Regions from separate parts of the Homo sapiens genome. Here region 1 is linked to region 2. Evidence: chromatin loops called from intact Hi-C (ENCODE). Cell type or tissue: heart left ventricle. All regions are shown on one strand. Each heading gives the region's core, and the rest is flanking DNA. Links, peaks and the distances in the headings are about the cores only. Region 1 has its middle 20 kb from the start of ZNF536-AS1. Region 2 has its middle 46 kb from the start of C19orf12.

Region 1 (8,329 bases), core at 312-8,311, 890 kb after region 2:
AAACTATTCGTTTGGCGAACAACACGTCTGCATTTTGGGAAAGTTCGCCATGCCGTTGCCCAGCCTGGCTTCTTGCTGGATAAGCTTTGGGTTGGAGCCCTGAGGACAGCAGGTCTCAGATCTAGTCACCGTCTTCTCCAGCCTCCTGCTACTGCATTCTGTAGCTCTGTCTCCAAGTGCAAGAGTTTGGCCCCTTTGGGGATTTCTGCCATTATTTTTTCAGAGAAGGTATTCAGCTCTGGTTTGGCTTGTAGCAACAAAGGTCTTTTTGTGTCTCACGATTCCTCTCCCCTCTGCCTCTTCTTTCATCCCTGTGGCATCTATTATTACCGTAATGTGACTAAGGGGGCCTTTCCCCCTGTCATGTGCCTCCCCAACTGTCCTGGTGGAAAATAGTATGTTCTTTTTTCCTTTACATCCATCATTTCCACCTAAGCACAGTATAGCAGCCTCTGGGGAAAGAAGCTTGAGCCTGCGCACACATGTTCACGACTGTGTGTACACGTGTCTAGGAGCACGAATGTGCACAATGTGTGTTTAGGCAGGAGTGCATCTTTGCAAGGTGTGAAGGTGTGCTCATGAATGTCCCTATGTAATGTGTGAATGTGTGCATGTGCGGGTGTGTGCGTGCTTCTGCATGAAGCCATCGGTGTGTACGTGTGGATGTGTGACTTTGCCGGTCAGTGGGCACAGCTGTTGATCACGCACTGTCCAGACCACAGTGCTTTAGCTCCTTCTAGACATTTTCTCCACCTTTATTTGTGTTAATTACTCAAGTGGCAATTAGTGGCTCTGCCCCCCTTTTGGTCGCAGTCTCGTAGTATTTGAGGGATGGTCATGTATTCATCATATTTCAATAAATCCTTTCCAATGTTATTGCCCTTGTTGTATCAACTGGCACCTGCCCTCCGACGTTACACCTGCAGGAGAATTCCACCACGTTTGGGCGCATTTCCGAAGCAAGGCTATTGATGTTGTATGTTTAAAAAAATTAATTAAAAAAACTCAGATCTCGGGAAATTCCAGCAGTCAGTCTCCTTTTTTTATCCTAATCTCTTCATAGTAATGCTCACAAGTACCCTTGGTCCAGACAATTCTTCATTCATTCTCCACCCCCCACCACACTCACACCCAAACTCCCCACCGCTGGAGATTAGTCCTTTGTGAGTCAGTGCACAAAAGCTTTCTTAAAGTCCCAGTAAATTATACCCCTGGTTTCCCTCTTGAATTCCTTTTTGTTACTTTTTCAAAATATTCTATTAGTTTTGTTACGTATGATCTCCCTTTTGTGAATCCATGCTGAATATCTTTAATTAAATCATAACTTTCCCTATTTTGTCCCTGATTAGTGTTTCCAATATCTTCCCCACTGCTCAAGTCAAGCTTACTGGTGTTTAATTTCTTTGATCTCCCTTTGAGTCGTTATTAAATATAGGTGTTGCATAAGGGCTCTTGGCCACTGGTGCTTCTCCCGTTTCCCTGGGTGTTTTTAAAAGGTATTTGCTAACCGTTCCCCTGTTTCCTTGCCTCTTCTTGCACAAATTCTAAGATGGTTCCCATCTGCTCCCGGAGTTATCAGTCCTTAGACACTCTAATTTCTTTCTCACCTGTTCTGCTACTAGGCTGATTTCCTTCAGAAATATTTTCCTCTCCCTGGGAAATGCTTGTCTGTTGCTGGCATCTGCTTTCGTCTTCCCTTTATGGACATGAAAGCAAATAATTTATTTTTCATTTTCTCTAGAAGTTGTCATCCCTCCTTCCAATCAACTATGTTCTATGTATGCCTCCTTGTGTTTTTTAAAAGAGCATTATAAACCCAGTTCCAGCACCTCCTTGCTAAGACCCCAATTTGGAAGTGGTATTTCCTTTCCAAAGGGTTGATAGCATCACCAACTTTTAATCTGGGGCAGGGAGTGCTGACCCTTTGCTAGCGAAACTGTTTTGGATGCCCCCAGCTGTCCTACAGCAAGCAGCATGAAGTCTTGAGGCTTCCCTGACAACCGGTACAAGAGGGACCTGGCCCCATCTCCGGGTTTTAGGGAGTTGTGAAGTTTCCCACGTGTCGCTTTGGAAATCTCTCATATGAAGTCAGCTTCAGCCAGGAAGCTTGCCTTCACTTTTCTTCTGCTCAGTGCCTCCAATTTTCCTCACACCTGAGGGATGCATCGGTTCTCCTATGGCTCGCTCCCCTTCAGGCTGTACTGTGGGCTCATCCTCAGATGGAATTTCCTTCCTTTTCTGCCTGTGTTCCCAGAACACAGACTAAAAAGGGCTGCTCCATGCAGAAGGTGCACACCCACGGGCTTTCAGATGCTCTTAGCTGCAGGTGCCCTGTCAAGGGGCTGGGCCCACAAGAAGCGGTTCCGAGTCCCCAACCTGCGGCCGCGTGGAAGCCTCCTCAGATAGCACTGTTCCTCTCAGCTTGACCTCATTTCCTTTTCCAGTACAACCCAGATCTGCGTGCTGAGACATCACTCTCAGGTTGTAAATTCTACACCAAATCAAAAGGCCAAATCCTTTCTGCAAACCCACAGGCGCTCGACCTACATCACACCAAGGAGCCTGGCCCCGATGGCTATCTCAGGACCCCTGGGCAGGGGCAGCAGAGGTGTGAGCCCCCACCCCTCCAGCACCAGCTACTGGCCTTCTGCAGGACAGCAACTTCCCCGGATCAAGTGGCAGAAACAGCATCAGCCAACGTTTCCACAGAGTATGAGTCATAAATAGTCCTTTTCACATTGTTTCACATCAAAAGGCAAGCAGCCTGTGCTGTTCCCCGTCCCTCATCCCTAACATAGAAGTGCGTGAAATTTGCCCACAAACAAGGATTTGAAATTTTAAAAGCTCAATAAAGGTAGTCAATAGACACACTCCAGTCAGTTTTTAAAAAGTGTTTTTAATTGGGTCAAATAGCATGTTACTTTGGGGAAAAATAAAGATCATTTAAACTGGTTCTTTTAGTTCACATGTTTTTGAAAACTGATTTTCTGGTGCAGACCTAGTTCGAAATATCATCCGGAAGTGCTGATGATAAACGGGTGGGCCCAGGGTTCCCTCTGAACTTTAGGGGGTTCTTCTTCACTGTTTCTCCGACCACTGTTTCTTCACTGAAAGAGTCTATAGTCTCTTCACTTCAGGGCGATGGGGTAGGACGGCTGGGGTCCTGATTCCATAGTTAACCAGGATCAACCCTGGGTCTTGAGCCACCTCACTGTATGCCCGACAGCTGCCCCAGACAGGGAGGACAGTCCTCTGTCAGCCTCTGAGCAATGTTCCAGAAGCAATTTATAGATGGACTTGGTGAGCAAAAAGTGAGAGTCACAGGTGCTTCATAATAATTGCTTGCACATTTCCAGAATCGGACATTCTGTCATTTAATAGACCTAAAACTAAAAAGCTTTTGTCTGTGAAAGGTGACCAGTAGAAACAGCGTTTGGATTATATGATATCCCATAACTTAATCATATGGCTCTTAACAGGGGGACATACACAGCTGTGTCTCACTAATATGCATGCAATATGTGTAAACTGATACGCTTTAATTCTAAACTTGTTTTTAGCAGGAAGAAAAAAGCATTTAGATGAGGAACATTAAGATTCAATATTAACCATTTTTTCCCCTTTGGGCAAAATTATTCATCACTTGATATTTATTAAAGCAGCATTTTCCTTTTTTTTTTTTTTTTTTGCTATTGTGAGATGCATCCTGCTACTGATTTTCCAAACATCCTCAAAGTTATGTGGCAAAGTGAAAAAGACACAGGAACAGCCAGTAGCCCCTTTGGGGTCACAGGAAAACAATAGACTTGAAAGATACACACTTGTTCTTTTGAAGCCCGAGAGTCATCCTAACCCCTAGGACCTAGTGACAGGGGCAAAGTTGGAGTAATTAATTTAGAAGGGGGCTGACTGGTTTTCCACCTCTCCAATTACACATATTTGATTTGCCTATCCTGTCTGACGTTTTAATTGTTAGTTTATACTGGTTTAATCTGAAATATTTAAGTATATTTGCTTTGATAATCTTAACTAAAAAAAAAAACTAAGACAAAGGAATTGTAGATTAGAGACTTTATTTTCAGGGCAAAATGATACGGGTAAGTGAACATCAACTGACCAGAAATTATTTGCTTCTGTCTGTTAGACACGTAATGGAGTCATTTAACTAGTCAAATTAGGAGCTGCAGAAATGCACCATGCTTCATTACTGAGTTCGAATGGGCACCATTTTACATTTACGTCAAAAATTATCTCATAGCAAATTAATGTTTTCATTGTGCAGAAAGGCTGAAGCTATGCAGTGTTAGCGGCACCTAGAGGCCATTGCGAAAATACTTCAAAGGGATGATCTGCAAACAAGGACAAAATGATCAATAGATGAGTGGTGGTGGTGAGAGCCCTGACCCCGTTTGAAAGTAAGAGTAGTCATTGAATCAGATTGGCTCTCTTGGTGACCATATGAAGCTCTGAGGGGCCATGACGGTTTTCCTAAACTTGGCCTAGAACTAAATGTGCTGAAAGAGCCCCAAAGATTTCTCTCCTTTTCTTGTTACTCTTTAAGTCCTGAAAATATCTGTTTTTGTTTTGTTTTGCTTTGTTTTCACAGTTTGAGTTTGCTTTTTCTTTTACCTATGGGCTTACATTATATCAGAATCTCATATGTTAGCCGATGAGCATTTCTGTAAATAAGCAAGGAGAGATTTTTTTTCCTCCCACATTGTAAATTGGCATCCTTAGAATCTTTCTTTTGTCATTGGTAAAAACTTGCTGTCCGTAGAAAGAGGCAACACATGACACTGTTTCATCTTAAAAAATACTGAACTGGGTAAATCCTCCATCCAAACAGATGACCAAGGTTGGTTGTTGTCCCAAGAATGTCAATCTCTGCTCAATTTAGCGAGAAATCATGTTAAATGAAATGGCAAAGCCCTCACCAATGAAAATATGTGTTAAAATGATCTGCAAGTCGTCAGTGACGCTGGGACGTTGGAGCATACTGTCAGAGCAGAAGCAAAGGAGAGAATGGAAGCATATAAATAGCATTGAGAACTCGAGAATATTTCAAGACAATATTGATGTCTAAAATATATGTGAATGACTGCATAATGATCGAGGCAGACATAATTCAAAGTACAGTCAGAATCTGGCCTCCAACTCAGAGCTTTAAATTCTCCAAAAGACATCTGTTTGCTGAGAAAGCCTCACCAACAGCTGCGCCACATAAAGGGGAGAACCCGGGATAAGGTTGGGAGTTGGCAGGTAGGGGAGCCTCAGAGGGGTTAGGTGGGGTCCTGGAGGGCGGGCGCCCACCTTCACTCCACAGGTACCGGAAGCGGGGCTGCTTTGGACAAAGGCGAGGGAGGTGCCTGTATTTCCTAGAACCAGGTAGCAAATGTTGCCTGTGTGTTTCATCAGAAAGCGCCCCAGTTGGGCACTGTGCCTCTTGGATGCTGACAAGAAGATTTGACGTTACTTCTCTGGTCCTTAACTTTGTTTACCCAGCTGCTATTCTTCCCATACTTAACTCTTTCACCGTGCAGAAAGCAAGGGGGAGGGAGGAAGGGAAGCTCCAGGTGTGATTTTTCAGAACAAAATATAATGCTGTGATTTATTTTTAAAAAAGAGAATAAGCACGAGGAAATTGAATAGCATCCATTTCATGCTTAACCGTGGTTCACAAATGATAGTTTGTAATTAAAATTCTGTCTGCAAACCTATTCTGCAGACCCCAAAAGAAAACTTCCTCAGAATGTTATCAACTCTCCAATTTCTGTAAAGATGCCATATTTTCAGATTTCAAAGAGAGGATCTCCTTTTGAAAATAAAGAATTGTTGGGTATCGTATGAGCCTGCTAAGTACAGCATTTTAAACCCACACTGTGTTGAAAAATTCAAGAATTTGGCAGTGACCTTAAGGCCACAGATAGGATAATGAAAAATGAGGCGATGAGGGCAGTGTCTAAAGGAACTACTCTTTTGTTCTAACAGAAGCTTTGTGTGTGTGTGGCTTAAGCAAGTGGTTCAATAGAATTTCTTTGAAACAGAAACAAAAATGCTAAGAGCTGGTTACAAGTACTCTGGTCTTCTTTTCTCCTTAAAATGCAGGAAGAATTTTTACCTCTTCTCATGAATCTTGTCTGCTGAAATGTCTCAGTCTTCATGTTATGTTTACCAAGGCCAGGCCAGAGGATCTGATAATTTATAACCATTCCTATTGGGTTTTATGTAATAACTTTGGAACTCATATAAAGTAATGATCCACAAACTCTTTTAATGTTCATTATAAAATATGAAATATTTCTCAGAACCATTGCAATTATGTGACCAGACATAACTGTTTCACACATGAGTAAATACAGGGAGGTTTAACATAACTTTATTATCTTGCTGTCTTTTCTTCTCATTGATGTGATAATACTGTTTTAATATTTTTCTAAAGAAAAGTTAAGTAATTTTAGAATCTCTACTGAGGCCCGCTTTATTGGCTTTTGTAATAGAACTCTCAAATCTAATTGTATTTATGCTCAGACTGACACCACTAAATGTCGTGAATGGAAGGGAAATGCCCCCCAAAGCTGTGTATTCTGTAATTATCGATAGATGTGTCTCTGCTGACGAGGCCTGGGGATCTGGGGAGAGTCACGCAAGTAAAGCTGAGATGGCAGCAGGCATTTCCACCGTCATCCTGAGGCCCCCATGGATGCAGAGAGGTGCTTTTCTAAGGAGTGAATGAGCCCCGTCATTCTGTAGGACTCACCAGGAAACTTTTCCCCCTTTACTGTGTGTGCTGTGTCTGCCTCTCCTGGGTCTGGAGTCAGTAGCATGCAACTTCTAGTTTCGTAGAAGGCTGATCTCCGAAGGGAATTTTCCTGGGCTTCCTGTCCTAGTGATCTGAGCTGAGTGGCATTGTTCCGGTTGCTTGACCTTCACCTGGGGCGTGGGCTTGGGGTCATCCCTGGTGGCTGTAAAGTCTCCTGCAGCGATGGAAGCCAGAGAGGGATTATTCTGGAAACCCACTTCTTACTCCCCGTGTGGGCAGTGGAAGCTGTAACACCAAGGCGGGGAACCCAGTGACAGTGCTGCATCCACTCTCGATGCCCCGTCAGAATCCAGGATCCTCCCAGGACCGAATGGCGGCTATTTCTAGCCTAGTAAGGTTGGGTGGAAAAGATTAAACATGAGGGAAGGTGCCGTTATCTGGGCATTTCCAAGTCCTGGAGAGGAGAGAGGGTTTCACCATGCTTGACTCTTTTATCTTACTTGTTTTTAGACAAGTGTTTCTCAAAGTCTCATGTGCAACCAGATCCCCATGGATCTTGCTATGATGCAGATTCTGACTCAGTAGTTCTGGGGAGGACCCTCTATCCTGCCCTTCAGCTCCAGGGTCATGGCTGTGCTGCTGATCCAGAGACCACACATTAGATCTGGGTGTAGCATCTGTCTTCTCACTGCACATCTGCTTTCGGGGAGACAAGCAGACACAGGGCATGGAAGGTTAGGTGGGGCCCTCTGAGAGGCCTATGAGTGCAATGAAACTTGAAGAGTGGCCTGATGGCTGGAGCCAGCTCACAGTTGGGTTTTGTTTGACTTGTCCGATATTACACTTTTGCTTTCAATTGGTTGCACACAGTTTAAAAATGAAAGATTTTTTAAATTTACAAATCCAGGCTTTCAGGTTCTCTTGAAAAACTAGAATGTCTGGGACAAGAGATAGAAGAGAGGTGGGATCCGCTCCCTTAGGAGCAGAGGATGGAAGAGAGGTGGGAGCCACTCCCTTAGGAGCAGGGGACGGAAGAGAGGTGGGAGCCGCTCCCTTAGGAGCAGGTGATGGAAGAGAGGTGGGAGTCACTTCCTTAGGGAGGTGTGGCTCTTCCCTTCTCCGCCAAGGGGTCCCGCCCAGCCTGCCTTGCTCATAACACAAGAGTTTGCAGACAGGGAAGTTAGACCCCAGGAAAAGAGGGTCACTTCCCTGGCACACACAGGGCATGTGCAATGGTGGAGGCTGCGTGCCCCCCTGCTGCTGGCTCTTGTCTGGAGTTTGCTGGAATGGAGAACTCTTGCCCCATCAGAACCCAGGACTCACCTGCGTGCTTTAGCTCTGCCTTCTGGCAAGTGCCATCTTCCTCTTTGAGGAGCTGTTCCTTAGCTCTCTAGTTCTCACAAGCAAGCCACTAGAGAGGGTGCAATTCCCAGCTAATTAAAGGTCTTGAGATCCTCCCCTCCCTGTCGCCGACGCTCCTTTGAAACAAGCGGGCTGCATAAGAAGTCTCCCTGGCTGCTACCTGGCAGCAGGTGTGAGCCAAGGGCTGGTGCCCAGGCTGCGTGGGGC
Region 2 (8,329 bases), core at 164-8,163:
ATGATTCTGACCAGGCACGGTGGCTTATGCTTGTAATCCCAGCACTTTGGAAGACCGAAGCGGGCAGATCACTTGAGGTCAAGAGTTTGAGACCAGCTTGGCCAAAATGGTGAAACCCCGTTTCTACTAAAAATACAAAAAATTAGCCAGGCGTAGTGATGTGCATCTGTAATCTCAGCTCTCAGGAGACTGAGGCAGGAGAATCACTTGAACCCAGGAGGTAGAGGTTGTGGTGAGCCGAGATCATGCCACTGCACTCCAGGACTGGGGTCGGAGCAAGACTCCGTCTCAAAAAAATGAATAAATAAAATAAAATAAAATAATGAATTTGAAATCCAAGGCAGGGGTGACCATATAATTGCTCATCCAAACCAGGACACTTCCAAGGGCGAAAGGGCAACAGGCATGAGCCAGAATGCTCCAGGGCAAACCATAATGCATGTTCATTCTGTCCCAAGGTGACTTGTGAGGGTTCCTTTTGGCTTAAGTGTCATTATAAAGTCACAGCTTTGAGCATATTTCCTTTGTTTCAGTTCGTTGTAGCCATTCTTCTTACTAATATTTAAATTGTGCCATCTTTGGCCTGTAGGAAAATCAACACTTTGAATCACCTATCCTCATCCTAAGACCGTGAAGTCACAGTCCTGATGCGCTACTCTTTTCTGAGTGCATGTGCGCACCTCTTGGAACTGTTAAAATAAGCAGCGTTCATCCTTGCCCTTCCAAAGTGTCCTGGGCACCGGTGGAGGCCATGCAGTGCCTGGGGGACGTGCTGAAGGAGCCAGGGGCATCAGTAAAGACAGGAGACCACTTAGAGATGGCCCAGGGGACTGCAAAGACCCCATGGGCAGTCAGGAAGGAGGAAGCCATTTACGCTGGTACCTGGCAGGCTGCTGGCGGGGGATGCACTTGTGCTGTGTTTGGAAGCTCTTTGAACTGATCAAAGCTGGGCCACACCACGAGGGAGCTGGATGCCCCCACGGGCTCCCTGGAGCTATGGGTATGCATGTAGACAGGGCAGCCATCCAGCAGCCTTCCTCAGGCCAGCCCCTCCCCACAAGGGAATGTGACAACCGCCCCCCCGCACAGCCTGGGCCCCCTTCGTGACCACCTGCTGGGTACCTGGCACCCCAGAATGCCCTGTTCTAATGGCCCTGGACGGTGTACCCCTAGGTCAGTGGTTCTGAAAGCAGGGGAGGCGATTTTGCACCCTGGAAGACATTTGGCAAGGTCTGGAGACATTTCTGGTTTTTACAGCAGGGGGTACAAGCTAAGGAGGCTGCTGAATAGCCTACGATGCACAGGATGGCCTCATAATAAACAGCGATGGGGCCCAAAATGTCAATGGGGCTGAGGTTGAAAAGCCCTGCCCTAGGCCCCAGGGGTGGCAGAGGGGCTGTGTGTGTGGGAGGTAGGGACAGAGCCTGGACACGCAGCCTGCGGTGTCCTCCCACATAAGGGGCAATTCTGGGTAGTGTGTGGAAGGCAAGTGGAGAGGCCAGGGCTGCTGTGTTCCACACTGGAACTCCCAGAGCCTGAGATTTCCAAAATTAAACCTGGCCTTCTAGGTCTTTTTGAAGTTATATTGGTTAGGGCAGGGGAAAAGAACATATTTTATTTAAGCATTTGTTGGCTTGATTTGTAACTGTTAGATACGTAGATATAGGTTATGTGGGCTGAGCGTGGTGGCTCACACCTGTAATCCTAGCACTTTGGGAGGCCGAGGCAGGAGAATTGCTTAAGCTCACAAGTTTGAGACCAGTTTGGGCAATACAGCAAAGCCCTGTCTCTACAAAAAATACAAAAATTAGCCGGGCATGATGGCACTCGTCTGTGGTCCCAGCTACTTGGGAGGCTGAGGCGGGAGAATCGCTTGAGCCTGGGAGGTGAAGGTTGCAGTGAGCTGAGATTATACCATTGCACTCCAGCCTGGGTGACAGAGTGAGACCCTGTGTCAAATTTTTTTAAAAAGGATATGTGGGTCAGGTGTGGTGGCTCATGCCTGTAATCCCAGCACTTTGGGAGGCTGAGACAGGCAGATCACTTGAGGTCAGGAGTTTGAGACCAGCCTGGCCAACATGGCAAAACCTTGTCTCTACTAATAATACAAAAATTAGCTGAGTGTGGTGGTGCACACCTGTAATCCCAGCTACTGCGGAGGCTGAGGCAGGAGAATCGCTTGAACCCAGGAGGCAGAGGTTGCAGTGAGCCGAGATGGCACCACTACACTCCAGCTTGGGCGACAGAGTGAGACTCTTTCAAAAAAAAAAAAAATGTGGCCTCTGCTTATCGCTTTGCCTCAGGTGGGGACCTAGGAAACACTCGTGCACAATCTGTGCTCAGACAGAGACCCAGGAGGGAGGCATGGAGGCTGCAAGGAGCCCATGAGTCCTGCAGGAAGGGGCCTGGCTGGGATGGTTGTTAGATTCCACCCAGGCATTCCCCACTCATGCAGATATCTGCAGAACCCCAGCTGTGTGCAGGCAACTGGCTGAGTGCCGGGGATGCTCACCCTCTAAGACAAGAGGACAAGAAACCACCAATGATGAAAGAGACAGTGGTGTGCTACGAGATCCCCAGGCTGGGGCTCAGGGCTCTGGGGCAAATACTCCATGGAGTTCCCGGCTGCCTTCTTCCTGGGTCCTTACCTTGGGTCATGTGGGTCTTCACACGTCCCCTCCCCCCGACCACCACACTTGTGCCTGCAGTTGAATTCTCCTTTTCAGAGCATCTGGGCACTGCCAGGACCACCCTAGGGAGGGGTGTCCACTGGAATCTGAGTCCAGAGCCACCATGCAGGGACCTCTGAGATCACCAATGCACCCATTTCACAGATTAGAAAACTGAGACATCTCAACTTGTACAAGGCCATGCAGGGAGGGATGGTAGGGTCTGGCTAGTGGGTTAACCAGCTCCCATGGCACTCTGCCACCTGCCAGATGCCCTTCCCACCGGGCTGCTCCCGGGACTTCGGTGGGGAGGGCTTTCACACATGTCAGCATTCTTGAATCCCAGAGGTCTCCTCCTGGTTCTGATGTACTGGACTAAAGAAGAGGCCAGGTGCAGCAGCTCACACTGTAATCTCAGCACTTTGGGAGGTCAAGGTAGGAGGATGGCTTGAGCCCAGGAGTTTGAGACCAGCTTGGTCAACATAGTGAAACCTCACCTCTCCAAAAAATAAAAAAAAAATTAGCCAGGTGTGGTGGTGCGTGCCTGCAGTTCCATCTACTCGGGAGGCTGAGCTTGAGCCCAGGAGGTCAAGGCTGCAGCGAGCTGAGATCAGGCCACTGCACCCACCCCAGCCTGGGCAACAGAGCGTGACCCTGTCTTAAAAAAACAAAAAAAGTTGCCATTGTGGTCCCCCTTTCTCCAGCCTGGCCTGTGCTGTGTGAGGGATGGCCCTAACCCTCAGAGGGAATGGAAACTTCGTTCCTCGGTGGGCAGCGCTGGTAACCATGAGTAAGAGGAGGAAGTGTCCGGGCCTGACAGGGTCCAGGGCCCAGCTCTCCTGCCCAAGGGCAAGACTGGCTGCGTGGCCGCCACTGGCCAGCAGAGGGCGCGGCCTGAGGCGCCCAAGGAGGGCAGCAGGAGGCAGGCGGCGGGGCTGTCCCGCTCCGAGAGCGGCGGGAAGCGCCAGCCAGGCCGGCCCTCCCTTCCCTCCGGACAGCCCGGAACCCCGCCACACACCTATGGCTGATGGGTGCTGTCACTTCTGTTTGCTATGCTTTCTGCCATCACTATTGTTATGTTAAACTCCCCTGACTAGGTCTCCACTTTCTGTCCCATTTTGCACATTTTGCATTTTGTTTTGTTTTGTTTTGTTTATTTGAGACGGAGTCTCGCTCTGTCGCCCAGGCTGGAGTGCAGTGGCGCGATCTGGGCTCCCTGCAACCTCCACCTGCCGGATTCAAGTGATCCTCCTGCCTCAGCCTCCCTAGTAGCTGGGATTACAGGTTACCCCTGCCCAGCTAATTTTTGTATTTTTGGTAGAGACGGGGTTTCCCTATGTTGGCCAAGCTGGTCTCGAACTCCTGGGTCCTTACCTTGGGTCACCTGGGTCTTCACACGCCCCCACCCCCCGACCACCACACTTGTGCCTGCAGTTGAATTCTCCTTTTCAGAGCACCTGGGCACTGCCAGGACCATCCTAGGAAGGGGTGTCCACTGGAATCTGAGTCCAGAGCCACCATGCAGGGACCTCTGAAATCACCAATGCACCCATTTCACAGATTAGGAAACTGAGACATCTTAACTTGTACAGCTAATTTTTGTATTTTTGGTAGAGACGGGGTTTCGCTATGTTGGCCAAGCTGGTCTCGAACTCCTGGCCTCACTTGATCTGGGCCCCGCCCCCCCTCCTCGGCCTCCCAAAGTGCTGGGATTACAGGTGTAAGCCACTTTGTAAAAATAAAAATTAGATCCCTCACACAGAGTCCAGGGAGGGAGAGTTCCGTGGGCTGGGAGCTGAGAGGTGGGGAGATGGGCTCTCTGCACCCACACTTCCCTGCTGTGTGGCCCCAGGCAGGTTACTTCATCTCTCTGTGCCTTGGTTTCACCTCCTCCTGTAAGATGCGGCACTGGGACTGCCTCTCAGGAGAGTCCCGCAGAGCAGTCTGGGGAGGTGCTTGGCATGGCTGCCGGCACCTGCTCACCGTCATCACACGGGGACTTAGTCTTAAGAAAAGGGGACTGGAGGTCGGGCACGGTGGCTCACACCTATAATCCCAGCACTTTGGGAGGCGGAGGCAGGTGGATCACCTGAGGTCAGGAGTTTGAGACCAACCTGGCCAACATGGTGAAACCTGTCTCTCCTAAAAATACAAAAATTAGCTGGGTGTGGTGGTGCATGCCTGTAATCCCAGCTACTCAGGAGGCTGAAGCTGTAGAATCGCTTGAACCCAGGAGGCAGAGGTTGCAATGAGCCGAGATCCAGCTACTGCACTTCAGGCTGGGCAACAGACCGAGACTCTATCTCAAGGAAAAAAAAAAAAAGAAAGAAAGAAAAGAAAGGAAAAAAGAAAAGGGGATTGGAAGCTTACAGCCGGAAGGGGAGGCACAGGCTGGGTGAAGTGGGCCAGGTGTCACCAGGAGACAGGGCAAGGGCTTCAGAGCGGGAGATGGGGCTGCGCTTCAGAACCCTGGGCTCTCTTGGGCAGTGGGGGCCTCACACCACAATCCCCAGCACTGGCCCCAAACAGGCGGCTTCTATTTCTTTCTGCTTTTTTAGAGAAGGAAAACTCATCCTGCTTCAGTATGCAGCAGCCAATAAAAACACGTTAATCTTTAACGTGTTAGCAAAACAGCCTCCAATTTGAATATCGGCTCTTCCTCCCATCTGTGGCAGTTTGCACAGATTTTTTTTTAGAGTGGCAGAATGCCTCATCTATGCACCAGCCGGTGGCAGGCGCCATTCACTGCCACAGAGCCTCCCCCAGGGCCGTGAAGGGCCCCCATCCCAGACCATGGCATGGAGTCCCGGCAGAGGGGCTCATCTAAGCTCTACCTTAGCACAAGAGGGCCCCAGATTTGAGGATTTTGCAGATCAGTAAAATTACACCCAAACCAACTGGGAAGGAACATAGGGATACCAGCTCATGATTTTGCCCAGGAAAGCCATTTGAGAGAAAAAATAGATGGTCATCCAAGAACCTCTTCAATTCACTGGAGAAATAAAATTTTGACATCAAAAGGGGGAGGCAGACAGAATGAAAGAATAACAGGTCTTCAAACTGAGCAAATTTAGGGAGACCTACCGTGTTGACTTTATTTTTATCATTTGGACGTTTAAAATAACCCTGGGGGGGTCAGGCATGGTGGCTCACACCTGTAGTCCCCACACTTTGGGAGGCCAAGGTGGGAGGATCACTTGAGGCCAGGAGTTCAAGACCAGCCTGAGCAACATAGCAAGACCCCCCCCCCCCGTCTCTAAAAGAAATTTTTATTTATTCATTTTTAATTAATTTATTTTATTATTAGTTGTTTTTTTCTGGAGACACAGTTTCACCCTGTCGCCCAGGCTGGAGTTCAATGGCATCATCTCAGCTCACTGCAACCTCCTTCTCCCGGGTTCAAATAATTCTTGTGCCTCAGCCTCATGAGTAGCTGGGATTACAGGTGCCCGCCACCACGCCTGGCTAATTTTTGTATTTTTAGTAGAGATGGGGTTGGCCAGGCTGGTCTTGAACTCCTGGCCTCAGATGATCTGCCTGCCTCAGCCTCCCAAAGTGCTGGGATTACAGGCGTGAGCCACCGTGCCTGGCCTCTAAAAGAAATTTTTAGATTAAAAAAAGAAGAAGAAGAAGAAAGCCCTGGGGAATCTGCAGACCTACCCAAGGGGGACAGTGAGTTTAGTATGCTAGGAGTGCCCAGCTAGATCCCCAGCCCGAGCTATTCTGGGCTCGCCTGCCCCCAGCCTGCTGCCCCCTCAAGAGAACCGTGACCAGAAACTTAGTCCTTGGGAAATATGCGCTACTGCAGAACTTGTCAAATGGCAAAGAATCAAGGAAGGAATAAATAGCAATATTTTATAAGTTTTAAAATGCTATTTTAACACAAATACCAGAGCAACTATAGCATAAATCAACAGAGACACCCAAAAGTATGTTTGTACAAGAAATGTAATAAGCTGGTATGAAAAACAGTGTCAACTGGTACAGATGGCAGAAAAAGCCAATATTCAAATGTATGCTGTTTTACTAACACATTAAAGATCAACATTTTGGTACCTGCTGCTCACGATAGCAGGATTAAAAAAACACACAACACACACATATCCTCACGCGTGATATTCTAACCCAGAGAATGCAAGATTCTTAAAGAAATTGTCAAGCACTTTCTATACTTCATCTGGTGGTTTTAAAGCTTCCGTGGTTCAGAGGAAAATTTGCATCTGAAAATGCGGCTTTTCCCCTAGCTGCCTGATGTTGGAGAAAATTAGAAAAGCAGGATGAGAAAATATCAGGGTTGTAGTCCTTAGAAGTCTCCTTCCAGATTAGTAATGGGAACAGAATTATCCCAAGTGAATGACTCTGGTGGTGCCTCTCCTCTCTGAGTACAGGACAGGCTATTTTTGTTTGTTTGTTTGTTTGTTTGTTTGTTTTTGAGACAGAGTTTCACTCTGTCACCCAGGCTGGAGTTCAGTGGCGCGATCTTGGCTCACCGCAACCTCTGCCTGTCAGGTTCAAGCGATTCTCCTGCCTCAGCCACCTGAGTAGCTGAGATTACAGGCGTGCGCCACCACACCTGCCTAATTTTGTATTTTTTTAGTGGAGACGGGATTTCACCATGTTGGCCAGGCTGGTCTCAAACTCCCGACCTCAAGTGATCCACCCATTTCGGCCTCCCAAAGTGCTAAGATTACACGCATGAACCATCATGCCCTGCCAGCACGGGCTATTTTTAAGATGCTTTCAGGCATTGCAGCTCTGGGGGCCCAAAAGAGCCCTCTGAGGTGTGCAGGCCAGGGAGCACTACCCGTACACTACAAATGGGCAAACTGAGGCTCAGACGTGGTGTACAGCTGACCAGAGATCACAGGGCCTAAAGGAAGCGTGATGGGCGTGCAGACCAGGCACACAATTGAGCAAAAAGCCCCCAGGAAACTCTCAACTGCCTCTTGTGGTGTCACCTCGTAAGCCCATGGGCCTGGGAATTGGGCAGCCCGAGTTCCAATCTTCACTCCCACCAGGCCCGACCTTAGGCAAGTGACCTCACCTCTGAGCCCCTACTGAGACACAAGATCGACAAAAACCTCCCCACAGCGCTGGCATGAGGATCGAAGGAGATGCAGTGGGTGAGCGTGGCCAGTGTGCATGGCAACTGTGATGTCATGCTCTGTCCAGAACAGAGACAGCCAGCCGCAGATGCTTTACTTGGCTTACCTAGTGTTTTTAAAAGTCTTTTGATTTGAGATGAAGTCCCATTCTGTTGCCCAGGCTGGAGGGCAGAGGCAAGATCTCGGCTCACTGCAACCTCCAGTTTCTGTCTCAAATAAACAAAACAAAACAAAATGCAAAATGTGCAAAATGGGACAGAAAGTGGAGACCTGCCTCAGCCTCCCAAGTAGCTGGAATTACAGGCACGCGCCACCACACCTGGCTAATTTTTGTATTTTTAGTAGAGATAGGGTTTCACAATGTTGTCCAGGCTGGTCTCAAACTCCTGACCTCAAGTGATTCACCCGCCTCAGCCTCCCAAAGTGCTGGGATAACAGGCGTGAGCCACCACGCCAGCCTTTGTAAAGTCTTGATTAAAGCCGGGCATGGTGGCCCATGCCTGTCATCCCAGCACCTTGGGAGGCAGGAGGATTCCTTGAGCCCAAGAGTTTGAG

What was found. A loop is a pair of places that touch in the nucleus more often than their neighbours do. Peaks named below come from ENCODE experiments on the same cell type or tissue, not always from the same donor. Only the 100,000 strongest peaks of a DNase experiment are listed, where the experiment ranks them.
Region 1: it touches region 2 in a loop (5-fold over the local background); 10 of 110 quality-filtered maps call a loop at or near these places.

What each region holds. Positions count from the first base shown.
Region 1 is chr19:30,645,880-30,654,208 of GRCh38, forward strand. It overlaps a transcript of ZNF536 not described here. Among named protein-coding and RNA genes, the nearest start is that of ZNF536-AS1, 20 kb to the right of the region's middle. In heart left ventricle, for the core only: CTCF peaks have their summits at 4,310 (motif pointing left) and 4,324 (motif pointing left); no DNase peak of the experiment used is centred there; H3K27me3 peaks cover 5,001 bases.
Region 2 is chr19:29,756,708-29,765,036 of GRCh38, forward strand. No RefSeq gene overlaps it. Among named protein-coding and RNA genes, the nearest start is that of C19orf12, 46 kb to the left of the region's middle. RefSeq lists enhancers at 495-1,074, 1,075-1,653. In heart left ventricle, for the core only: a CTCF peak has its summit at 3,557 (motif pointing right); a DNase peak (open chromatin) is centred at 3,564; H3K4me3 peaks cover 217 bases; H3K27me3 peaks cover 984 bases.